Linked DNA regions of Homo sapiens: region 1 is linked to region 2. A link is an interaction called in ENCODE POLR2A ChIA-PET data of the cell type or tissue named here. Cell type or tissue: OCI-LY7. All regions are shown on one strand. Links, peaks and the distances in the headings refer to the core of each region. The heading gives the core; the rest is flanking DNA. Region 1 overlaps LOC102723803 (a long non-coding RNA gene). Region 2 holds the start of LINC-ADAIN (long intergenic non-coding adipose anti-inflammatory).

Evidence for each region. Peaks named below come from ENCODE experiments on the same cell type or tissue, not always from the same donor. Only the 100,000 strongest peaks of a DNase experiment are listed, where the experiment ranks them.
Region 1: POLR2A ChIA-PET joins it to region 2 with 6 read pairs; 2 of 35 experiments call an interaction of 5 or more read pairs at or near these places.

The regions. Positions count from the first base shown.
Region 1 is chr9:1,384,723-1,390,220 of GRCh38, forward strand. The region is part of intron 3 of LOC102723803 (a long non-coding RNA gene); the gene reads left to right. Among named protein-coding and RNA genes, the nearest start is that of DMRT2, 340 kb to the left of the region's middle. In OCI-LY7, for the core only: no CTCF peak of the experiment used is centred there; no DNase peak of the experiment used is centred there.
Region 2 is chr9:1,044,198-1,049,415 of GRCh38, forward strand. It overlaps LINC-ADAIN (long intergenic non-coding adipose anti-inflammatory), which reads left to right and starts at 3,946. Exons shown (of 1, transcript NR_110643.1): 1 at 3,946-4,444. RefSeq lists an enhancer at 2,494-3,359 and a silencer at 3,763-3,950. In OCI-LY7, for the core only: no CTCF peak of the experiment used is centred there; no DNase peak of the experiment used is centred there; H3K4me3 peaks cover 678 bases.

The sequences.
Region 1 (5,498 bases), core at 203-5,202, 340 kb after region 2:
CATCAATTTCATTGGTTCAGTGCAGAGGACTCGATAGGACTCATAATGGCCTCTTTGGAAGGTGATACACGGCAAAACTCCGAAAAGTCCATGTGATTATTCACTTAGAAAATCTCCACACCTATGAATTGTCTAAAGAAAGAAATCACTTTGCCATACAGCATTTCATCTGTGTAAGTCAATTCATTTGGCTGGTGGAGCTAAACTCACGAAAGCAGGAACTGATCTCACCAGGATGGCCAATTCCTTGGCTTTTCTTCAAAACACATTTAAAAAAAGAGACATGTTTGCCATTTGCCCTGAAAGTGTGACGATTTTATATGGCTTCCAGGAGAAGAGAGGATGAAGAAATAGCTCCCATTAACTCCACACATGAATGTTTCCAAAGAATTTGAAAATTCTATATGCATTGTTGCAACTGAATTTACTTTAAATAGCACCAAAAACATAAAAAAAAAAACCCTTTTCATTGGTTGCCTCATTCATTACATTTTCACTTAAGCATAGCATCTTAAAAAGATTCGCTTCAGCCTGATTTCCCCCTTTTCCTTACTTCTACCTAGGATTTTATTTTCTTTTTGCAAAATTTTAAGTTTAAATACATCACTTTTTAATGACTAGTTACCTAAACTAAAAATATCTTTCAAATAAACAGGCATCTTTTGAGTGTGGTTAAACATTTAAAAAGTATTAAAATACACATTTATTGATTCTTTCAACTTGTTAAAGTAAATTAAAACAGAGACCAGGCCTGAAGAACGCCCAGAGTAAGCTCAACCTTGCTTGATTTGCAAACAGAAACAAAACGAGTTATTTCTCATAAGTGCCTATATTAAAGAAACTTAAGCTCAACCAATCAGAAGCTGCCAACTAACTTATAATTATATCACTAGGAACTTTCCAGTGGGAGAGACCAAACAGGACAACTATGTAACTATAACCAATCAAATACATTCTTTGCTTTACCTCTGTGAAAGCCTCCCACTGTGTTCTCTTGGTGGATCTCCCAAACCACTTCTGGTTTGAAGCTGCGTGATTAATGAATTGTCATTTGCTCAAATAACTCTTTTTAAAAAAAAATTTTATTGTGCCTCAGTTTACCTTTTTAAAAAACTCAATATGTGTTGGGTTACTACTCTGGCCCAGGCACTGCTCCAGGTAATGGGTGTCAGCCTAAGGTGAGAAAAGTGTTGAAAACATGGTAGGAATTTTAACATTTGTTGAACTTCCCTGTACATCAAGTTCTGGTCTTTGAGTGACTGCCACTGCTGTGGGAAGTGATGGGAAAGATGAAGGCTGTTGGTGAACTACAACATTTTGTTGAAGTGTTTAGTTTCATTGGTGCCTTACTTTAAAGAGGTATCTTAAATGTTTAAATGGAGCTGCATGAACTAAAAACATCTTGAGTAATCTTAAAGCATGCACCTCCTTAAACTCTTATTGAGCCAATTCCCTTAGAACAAATTTCCATGTCTAAAATATGTTAGCTAATTAAATATGATAAGAATGTGTAAAAAGTATTAGTTTTGGTTATAATCAACAGACTAATGCCAGATAGCTGGGGAGTAAAAGGAAATGTATTACCAGGAAATATGAGTTTTCTCAGGAAATCCAAAAATGAGCATGCAGCTGGGAGTCAGGAATAAACTGAAGGAAGGGCTCACTGTCAGGCTTCTTTCTCCATCTGTCATCTCTGCGCTTCCCTCTCCGCATTTGGTCTCTTTGCAGACTGGCTTTCCCTGTTTCTCCAGTTTCTGTGGTGGAAACCATGGCAATTGAGAAGCCTCCGGTTTCATTCAACACAAGAACCTCCACCAGTATCAGTGGAAAATATCCTTCAACATAAGAATTCCCAATTCTCTGACCCAGGTTTGGCCACATGATCACCCTGGACCAATGAGCTGAGGCTGGATGGGCGGGGTCACATTAGAAGAACTGGACTGTTAGGAGCCCAACCACGTGGGTAGTTAAAGGATGGGGAAGTCAGTTCCCTAGTGTTTAATCCTAAGAAAAGGTGGCTGGAGGGCCTTTGGAAGAAACTATGCTGTCAACAAAATAATGCCACCTTGTCTACATGTATTAGGTATACATTTAAAAATTATTGTGTGAGATATTTTGGCAATAATCATCTATGGGCCAAATCTGTTTCATGGCCTGTTTTTGTAATAGTCCATAAGTGACATTTTAAAATGTAAAAAAAAAAAAAAAAAAAAAAAAAAAATGACAACTATGCAGCAGAAATTATCGGTTGCCCACAAAGCCTAAAGTGCGTATTAGCTGGGTCTTTACAGAATAACTTTGCTGACCCTTGCTCTACAGCAGGTGGATGAGCATGCACTCTCTGCCTGTGGTTCCCTGGGTATTAATCCTGGCTCAGCTATCTAGAGGGAGAACTAAGGCAAGTTGTAAAACCTATCTGTGCCTCTATTTTATCATTTGTAAGATAAGAATAATAAAATAATGCCTATTTCATGAAAGTTATGCAGCATAAATAAATACATGTAAGTAATCTATAATAATGGCTGATAGTAGTTATGAATGTTAAATATTATGTCCAATTATATATAATCCCTGATGTTTATATATAGAACATGTTCATATATATAATATCCTATACATATTTATGTATAAATGAGTATATATCACAAATGAATAAATATATATTCATATACACACATGTATACAAGTATCTGCATATTATATTTTTGTAAATATAACTGCCCATGAAATGTACTCCTGGAGAATACTATTAGAAGGAAGACTGTAATGTAATGATTTGAGAAGGAAACAGGTTTTTTTTTTAAGTGAAAATTCCCAGCTCTCTCTCTCTCTCTCTCTCTCTATATATATATATAATATATATGTAATATTATATATATTATATATATATGTAATATTATATATATTATATATATATATATCTTAAAAAGTCTTAAAGCAAAACAGAACTATATTTGGACATGGTCAGATTCAAAACCATATCTAACCAAATGATGTAAATTTGACGTTGTGCAATACTAATGTTTCAAAATTAAATTTAAAACATTTACAAAACTCCACAGATTCCACTTCAAATATTTTTCATAGTTCTCATTCAATATAATAGTACAATATAAATATCTAAGTATGGATTAAAATCTCCATGAATATAATTATCTACTTTATATGAGTGCATTTTATCCAGAAACAATCCCAATCTCAATCTCTCCCCCTCGTTCTCTGTCTCCCCCCCATATTTACATAAGTCTGTATACACACTGTATATAACATATTAGGGAACATGTAAAGCAAAAAAAAAAGAGGCACAATGTATATTTATCTGTGACCATATTTTACATCACATACTGTCTGCAAAAAATCACCCTTGTAATATTTTTATCAGGAATAAAACCTAGGGGTGAAAAAGTGTATCTTATTGACTTTATGGTGCTTCATTTAACACATATAGCATAAAGGCCCATTTGGAAAAGATCTTTCTGAAAAAGAGGTTATCTCATCAATCAAGCGCTTTCTGTGTATGTATTGTAAATAATAAATGTATGCCACATGTGTGGCTGGAAGAATGCTGGAAAAAACTCTACTGGCATGCCGAGAAAATGCAGCTAAAATAACCTCTCCTACCAACCCAGTTCATTCCACTCAGCAAAAATTGGGGAAGCCAAATTCATCAATATTGATTTCAGGTTTCATCAGCAGGGATTTTTTGAGTAAGACGCTTTTAGTTACATTTTCCATTTGACATTTCTCATTAGACTCAAAGCTTTCTCTGTGTATAAGTCTTTTCATGTAATTCAAAACCTAGCTCATCAAGCAACCTTTCCAACAGAAAGAAACAGGAGACTCGTTTGCTGCTTGAAGAAGTAAATTTCTATATTTAGACAGTCTTCATATGTCAATCCAGAGTCCCTGCTTCCTCCTTATCCCGTATTTTGAAATAAAGATTTTATTTGTTTGTTTTTGTTTTTAATCAGTCACAAAGAAAAGTACCGTCTCCTCATCAGACAATACTGGAAATAGCATGAGGCATGGATTCGGAGGGATCACTCTGCTGGGAATTTAGTGGAACAGAATGCTCTAGTCAGGGCTTTTGGAGTAAACTCATTCTGTCCTGTTGACTCTGGAATTCCGATCTGTTTATTATTCTAAGTGACTTTTACTTATCAGTCTCTGTGTCCATAGGCTGGAAAATAAATCACAAAGTATCTCAGTGTTCAGGTGAGCGTAGACTGTCACGTTGTTGGTTATGCTCATCTTCTTTCATACCTTTGCACCTCTCACCTTCCTCCCAAGCAGTCCCCATAGTTGCGGGTTTTTAAAACATTTTCCTGGCCTGGCGTGGTGGCTCACGCCTGTAGTCCCAGCAATTTGGGAGGCCAAGGTGGGTGGATCATGAGGTCAGGAGATAGAGACCATCCTGGCCAACGTGATGAAACCCTGTCTCTACTAAAAATACAAAAATTAGCCGGGCGTGGTGGCGGGTGCCTGCAGTCCCAGCTGCTCGGGAGGCTGAGGCAGGAGAATCGCTTGAACCCGGGAGGCGGAGGTTGCAGTGAGCCGAGATCATGCCACTCCACTCCAGCCTGGTGACAGAGCGAAACTCTGTCTCAAAAAAAAAAAAAAAAAAAAAAAGTTAAACCTTTATTTTAGGTTCAGGCAGATTTGTTATATAGGTAAATTGTGTGTCATGGGGGTTTGGTGTCCAGATTATTTGATTGCCCAGGTGATACACATAGTTCCTGATAGGTAGCTTTTCTATCCTCGCCCTTCTCCCACCCTCCATCCTCAACTAAGCCCTGATATCTGGTGTTCCTGCCTTTGTGTCCATGTGTACTCAGTGTTTAACTCCCACTTATAAATGAGAGCATGCAGTATTTGGTTTTCTGTTCCCATGTTAGTTTGCTTAGGATAAAAGCTTCCAGCTCCATCCACGTTGTTGCAAAGAACATGATCTCGTTCTTTCTTGCGGCTGAGTAGTATTCCATGGTGTATATGTACCATATTTTTTAAAAATCCAGTCTACTGCTGAAGGTAGTTTAGGTTGATTCCATGTCTTTGCTATTGTGAATAGTGCTGTGATGAACATATGCGTGCATGGGGCTTTATGGTAAAACAATTTATATTCCTTTGGGTAAATACTGCAATGAAATTTTTTTTTTGTAAATTGACAATTTATAATGGTATGAATTTATGGGGTACAAAATGATGTTGGAACTTATTAATATAATATGGAATAATTAAATCAGGCTAGTTAACATATCCACCATCTCAAATATTTATTATTTTTTTTGTGGTGAGAACATTTGAAATTTACTATCTTAGCCATTTGAAAATGTACCATACTCTATTATTAATTATATTCACCATCCTGTGCAATAGAACTGAAAAAGTAAAAGCTATGTTCCTCCTGTCTGAGATTTTGTACGCTTTGACCCTCTCCACAATCCCATTCCCCAGCCTCTGTAACCACCATCGTCCTCTGTTTCTATGACTTCAATTGT
Region 2 (5,218 bases), core at 219-5,218:
CTTCATACCCTTGATCTTGCTACCTGAGCAAGCAGTCCATCAGATGGGAGTTAAGATTTGTTACAGTCTTTAACGTTTGAGGCAGAACCTAGAAATCAATGTACTTCCCTCCTTCACTTTACAGTCAAGGAAGCCCAGGCCCAGGAAGGTGGAAAGATTTGCTGAGGGGTTCATGCACATGGAAGAAGTTAACTTTTCATCACAGCACCTGCCTTGCCAACACTTGGCAATCCCCCCCCCGCCCCGCCCCGCCTTGATTCCTCTCTACCTGGTTGTTAGACTGCTGGGAAAATATGGAGAGTGATTTCAGTGTGGATAAAGCCTGCCCCCTTGAAATGTAAAACCCCAAAATAGAATGGGAATAGGGAGTGGAAAGTTCTCAGAGTTAAGGGTTTACTGTTCCAGTTAGTCGTGAGGACCCCTAGGGGCTGCAAGAAGGCTCTCGGGGGTGAAGAGCTGTGTGTCTCCTGATGTGGCAACCAGCCACATGCCCTCCCAGGACTGCCTTCCATAGCAAGGCCACAGCCCCGGGGGTGGAACCCAGGCCCCAGTACAGCCCACGGTATCTGCCTCCCCTGAGGACCATTTGGAATGGGTACTGAGAAGTCAAGAAAGTCTGCAGTTGCCTCATCTCCTGGCTGCTACCAGCCCCCCAAGGGAATTGAGCCACGTTTCCCAGCATGGAGGATGGAAGCTGCCGGGGGTTGGGACAGGCGGGCTGGCAGATCCTCCAGATAGATATGCTAGGAAGGGACGATTACTTCATAGTCGGCGTCTGACTCCGTATCCCGCTGCAAAGAGCACATTTAAAAAGACGGTATGAGGCAGGGAGCTGGAGGTGCTCTTTGACCCCGCACAGCCACTGTTTTAGCTGTGTGTCTCCCAGCAACTCCCATGAGCTTCTCCGAGCTTCAGTTTTTCCTTTCCTTTGTAAATCGGAGCAGGGAAAGGGAGGATTCTTTTTTTTTTTTTTTTTTTGGTTTTTTTTTTGAGACGGAGTCTCGCTCTGTCGCCCAGGCTGGAGGGCGGTGGCGCCATCTCGGCTCCCTGCAAGCTCCGCCTCCCGGGTTCACGCCATTCTCCTGCCTCAGCCTCCCGAGTAGCTGGGACTACAGGCACCTGCCACCACGCCCGGCTAATTTTTGTATTTTTAGTAGAGACGGGGCTTCACCGTGTTAGCCAGGATGGTCTCGATCTCCTGACCTCGTGATCCGCCCGCCTCGGCCTCCCGAAGTGCTGGGATGACAGGCGTGAGCCACCGCGCGCGGCCGGAAAGGGAGGATTCGAACAGCCTGGCGGAGAGAATTGTCTCCCGCAGTCTCCACTCCCCACCCCCATGGCTTGCGACGGGTCGCGTATTTGATTACGCAAAGTAAGTTGGGAAATCCTATGTCCGCAATCCCATCTGGGATTATTTATTTCGCCGCGTCCGCAGCCGGTGGAAGTCGTGAGACGGTGCAACGCTGAGCGGCTTTCCGCAGAAGGAGGTGCCTTCGAGGCCGGCTCTGGAGGAGCCACAGCCAAGCCGGCCACAGCAAAGCACTTCTCTCGGGATGCTCAGACGTTTTCAAATGCCGGTCGCCACCCTGGGCGCTGGCGGCAGGTTGACTTAGCCACAGGCGACTTAGGCTGCAGGTGGAAGGCGAGGATTCCCGCCGGCCCCCAGCCTCCTCTGCAGGCCTCCGAAGCTGGAGAGTTGGGTGGAATAGGGAGGAAATCGGGCTTCGGATGCCCCCCAGCCTCGGGCGCTCTGCAGGCTAGCTCACGGAGTTGAAACAACCACAAAAATGATACAAATTACGCGCAAGCACTGAATGCTCAGTGTGGGCGGGTCACCGTGCCGGGGCGTCCACGCGCGTCGCCTCCTCTTAGGTGGCCTCCATTCTGCAGTTGGGGAAAGCGAGGCGCAGAGGAGGGTTAAGGGACCTCCTCACTGTCCCGGCCAGGGAGGGGCGGATCCGCACTCCAACCCGCCTCTGTCAGGCTGGGCCTCTAAGCCGGGCCGTCCGCGCAGAGTCCGGGCGGAGCTGGGGGGTGTGGGGGGAATGCTCGGGGCAGGATCCGCTCCCGCGATTAGCTCTGGGAGCGAAGTGGGAAGGGGCAGGGCGGGGCTGCAGAAGTCGGGACCCTCGAATGGGATCCGAGCCCGTGTGGCTACGCGAGGGGGAAGCCACCTGGGCTGCGTGGCTCCGGGGCGAACTGGGTGGGATGGGATTCGTAAAAAGAACTGGGTGGGTGAGAGGGAGCCAGTTTGAAACTCACTTTCCTCCTTTATTTATTTTATTTTTAAATTTGTGGCAGGGTGTTTGAAGAAAACAAGAAAACCACCCTCATCCAGGAAACAACAACAACAAAGAGTTTTCTCTCTCTCTCTCTCTCAGTCTCCAGGGTCTCACTCCTGTCGCCTAAGGCTAGAGTGTAGTGCCGCGATCTCGGCGCACCTGCGGCCTCGACTTCTCAGGCTCAAGCGATCCTCCCACCTCAGCCTCCTGAATAGCTGGGACTACAGGCGCATTCCACCACGCCCGGCTATTTTTTTTGTATTTTTAGTAGAGACGGGGCTTCGTCCTGTTGTCGAGGTTGGTCTCGAACTCCTGGCCTTAAGCAATCCACCCTCCTCGGCCTCCCAAAGTGCTGGGCCTCCTTCTTTTCTTGTTGAGGTTCCCATACGTGACTCGCCCAAAGAGAGATTCTCACCGGGTGGGTCTGAGCAGCGCCAGAAAGGGAAGGGATACAGGGTGAGAGAGATTTGGGGTAAAGGGAGAGGGAGGCAGAGGGGGAAGGGGGCCCCAGGCCGGTCAGTTCCAAGAGGCGAGCCCCGCCGGCCGAGCTCCACGGGCTGAGTCAACAGCGGCCCAGTTGCTTTGTAATTTACAAGAGGGACTCCGAATGGTACTTTGTAATTTGGTGTCGGTTTACAAGGCAAAGGACTTCTGTTTCCTCACCTCACCAGGTCCTCAGTCACGGCCTGACCCCTTTTAAGAGAGGGACCTCAAGAGGGGAGCTGAATTCCTTGAGCCCTCGCCTTTCAATCAAGTTTTCAAGGCACGCTTTGGCCGGGCCCTCCCGGACTGGCTGTGCTGCTACCTCCAGAGGAAATCAACGTCTGTACCGAACTCCTAACCTGTGAAGACCTGCTGTCCTCATAATTGCGGAGTGGGGCCAAGGAAGGCTACTCTTTCCCCTTTGCAGATGAGGCAACTGAGGCAACTGAGCCGCAGAAAACTAACTGACCAAGATCACCCAGCCAGTGGAACAAACAGCTCGAGCCCAGGCTCTCTGGCTCCTATTCCCTCTGAATATTTAATTTACTAAACTGTTTGAGCAGCCGTAGATTCCCTTCACAATCCGGTAAAATCTATAATTACTCCTCCCCTTCCCCAAAATGTACTTATTTTCCCATTCAATATCGGAGCTTCTCGGACTTCCTGAAGTTAGTCCCAGGATAAAGATCCTCTTTCTCCTCCCCCTTGCCCCGCCCCACGACCTCGCTTCCCAGTAATTGCTGGGATCCCGATTCTCTGGAGGCATTCCGGGCGGATTGATTGAGTGTAATTCAACTGAGTTATGATTACAGCTGCTGGTTCCCCTGTGCCGCAGACGGGTGTGTAGGGAGGGTGGGGCACGTGGAGATGGGCAAGATGTCTGGAGAGAGCAGTGGGGCTGTTGTGCACGTTTTTGCTAGAGGTGAGGGTTGAGAGCTAGGGAGGAAACAATTCCGAGCCCACCCCGCTGGGACCCACGGGCTGAGGTCCTCCAGGAAGCACTGGGGCTCAGCTTTCCCTATGTCAGTACGGATGGAGGACACACAGGAGGAAGGCTGGTGGCTCTGCCGGAACATTCTGAGGGCCTTGTTCTCTGCCTACGCTGGGACCTGCAGTCCCATCTCCCATTTGGCCTCAGCCAGCGTGGTTTATTGTACCCAAATCCCGCTTGTTTCCTCCTTATGCAGCAGTTTTAAAATTTCGAACTAGTTCAAGAGCTGCTCGGCTGCTCGTTTACTTTCAGTTTTGGGAACAGAGGCTTACACCCCTTTCTCCTCCTGTTTCTCCTCCAGTCCCTCTTCCCCTCAATCTAGTTTCCCAAAGTTAGCAAACCTACTTTCTTGATTTTGTTTCTTAACATTTAAAACAACTGGTGAAGGGCTAATGATTTCATCTCCTTACCACCACCCCTAACCTTAAAAGCAATAAATAAAATAAAAGCCCAGCCTGCCAACCGCATGCACACACGGCCAGCGGTGGTGGGGGTTTGTAGTTTGCATACACGTCGCGGGGCAGAAGCCTGTTTGCAAAGGCTGAAATGTAGCTAGCAGGGGAAGACGCTGAAAAAACAGAGTGATTTGATAAAAACGTGCTGGGCCCTGTTACAGGAGGGCTGCTGGGAGTAGTCCCAGGTACTCACATCAGAAGGGGTGCAGGGGAATAAAATTTAAAAAAGCAAACCCATGGCGAGTCTTTCTTGCTGGGAGTGAGGGGCTCTGCAAAATTTCTGGGACTTCAGAACAGAGGTCGACAAGGTCCATTGCTCTTCCCGAGACTACTGGGTGATCCAGGGCTCCTCTCTGAACCTCAGTTTCGTCGTTGGAAAAACGGGGATAGGAACATATTTCTGTTGCTGTCAAGAATTTAAACGCTCCAGTGCAGGTGAAGGAAATGTGCTTTGATGACTGGGTATAAAAAATGTGCAAAAAGAACCTGGCGTTACAAGGTGGTGTCAAGGGAGAGGAAGTAAAAGTCTGTATGACCTCCCTGTCGCTTGTCGGAGCGCGCACCGCTCCCAAGTCACCCTCTGAGTCGCCAGAGCTACCGAAAAGCCGATGGGAATAAGCAGGACTGTTTCTCTACTTCCTTCATTGGGCTTCGCAAGAGGCTCTGGGAAGAAGCACCCGTACAAATGGGAATCCCAGTGCCTGGTCACCGGGGAGGAACTTTACAACATCACTGAAGGTTTGAGAATAGTGCTTCTGGCTGGTCGCGGTAGTTCCTAAGCTGCCTTTGTTCCCACTTCTCTGATCCAGGTTAACTTTTAACATTCTGACAAACTCGGACAAAAGTAACGTTGGGATTACGTCAGGAATTCCCACCCTTCAACAAATATTTGTTGCGGGCCTACTATGTACTCAGTGCAATGATACCCAATTTTGTAGTCTCCTAAACAGATCCTACTCGAGAGGTCTTGATTATTTACAGATGCAGTTAGAAAAGCGCCCATATTA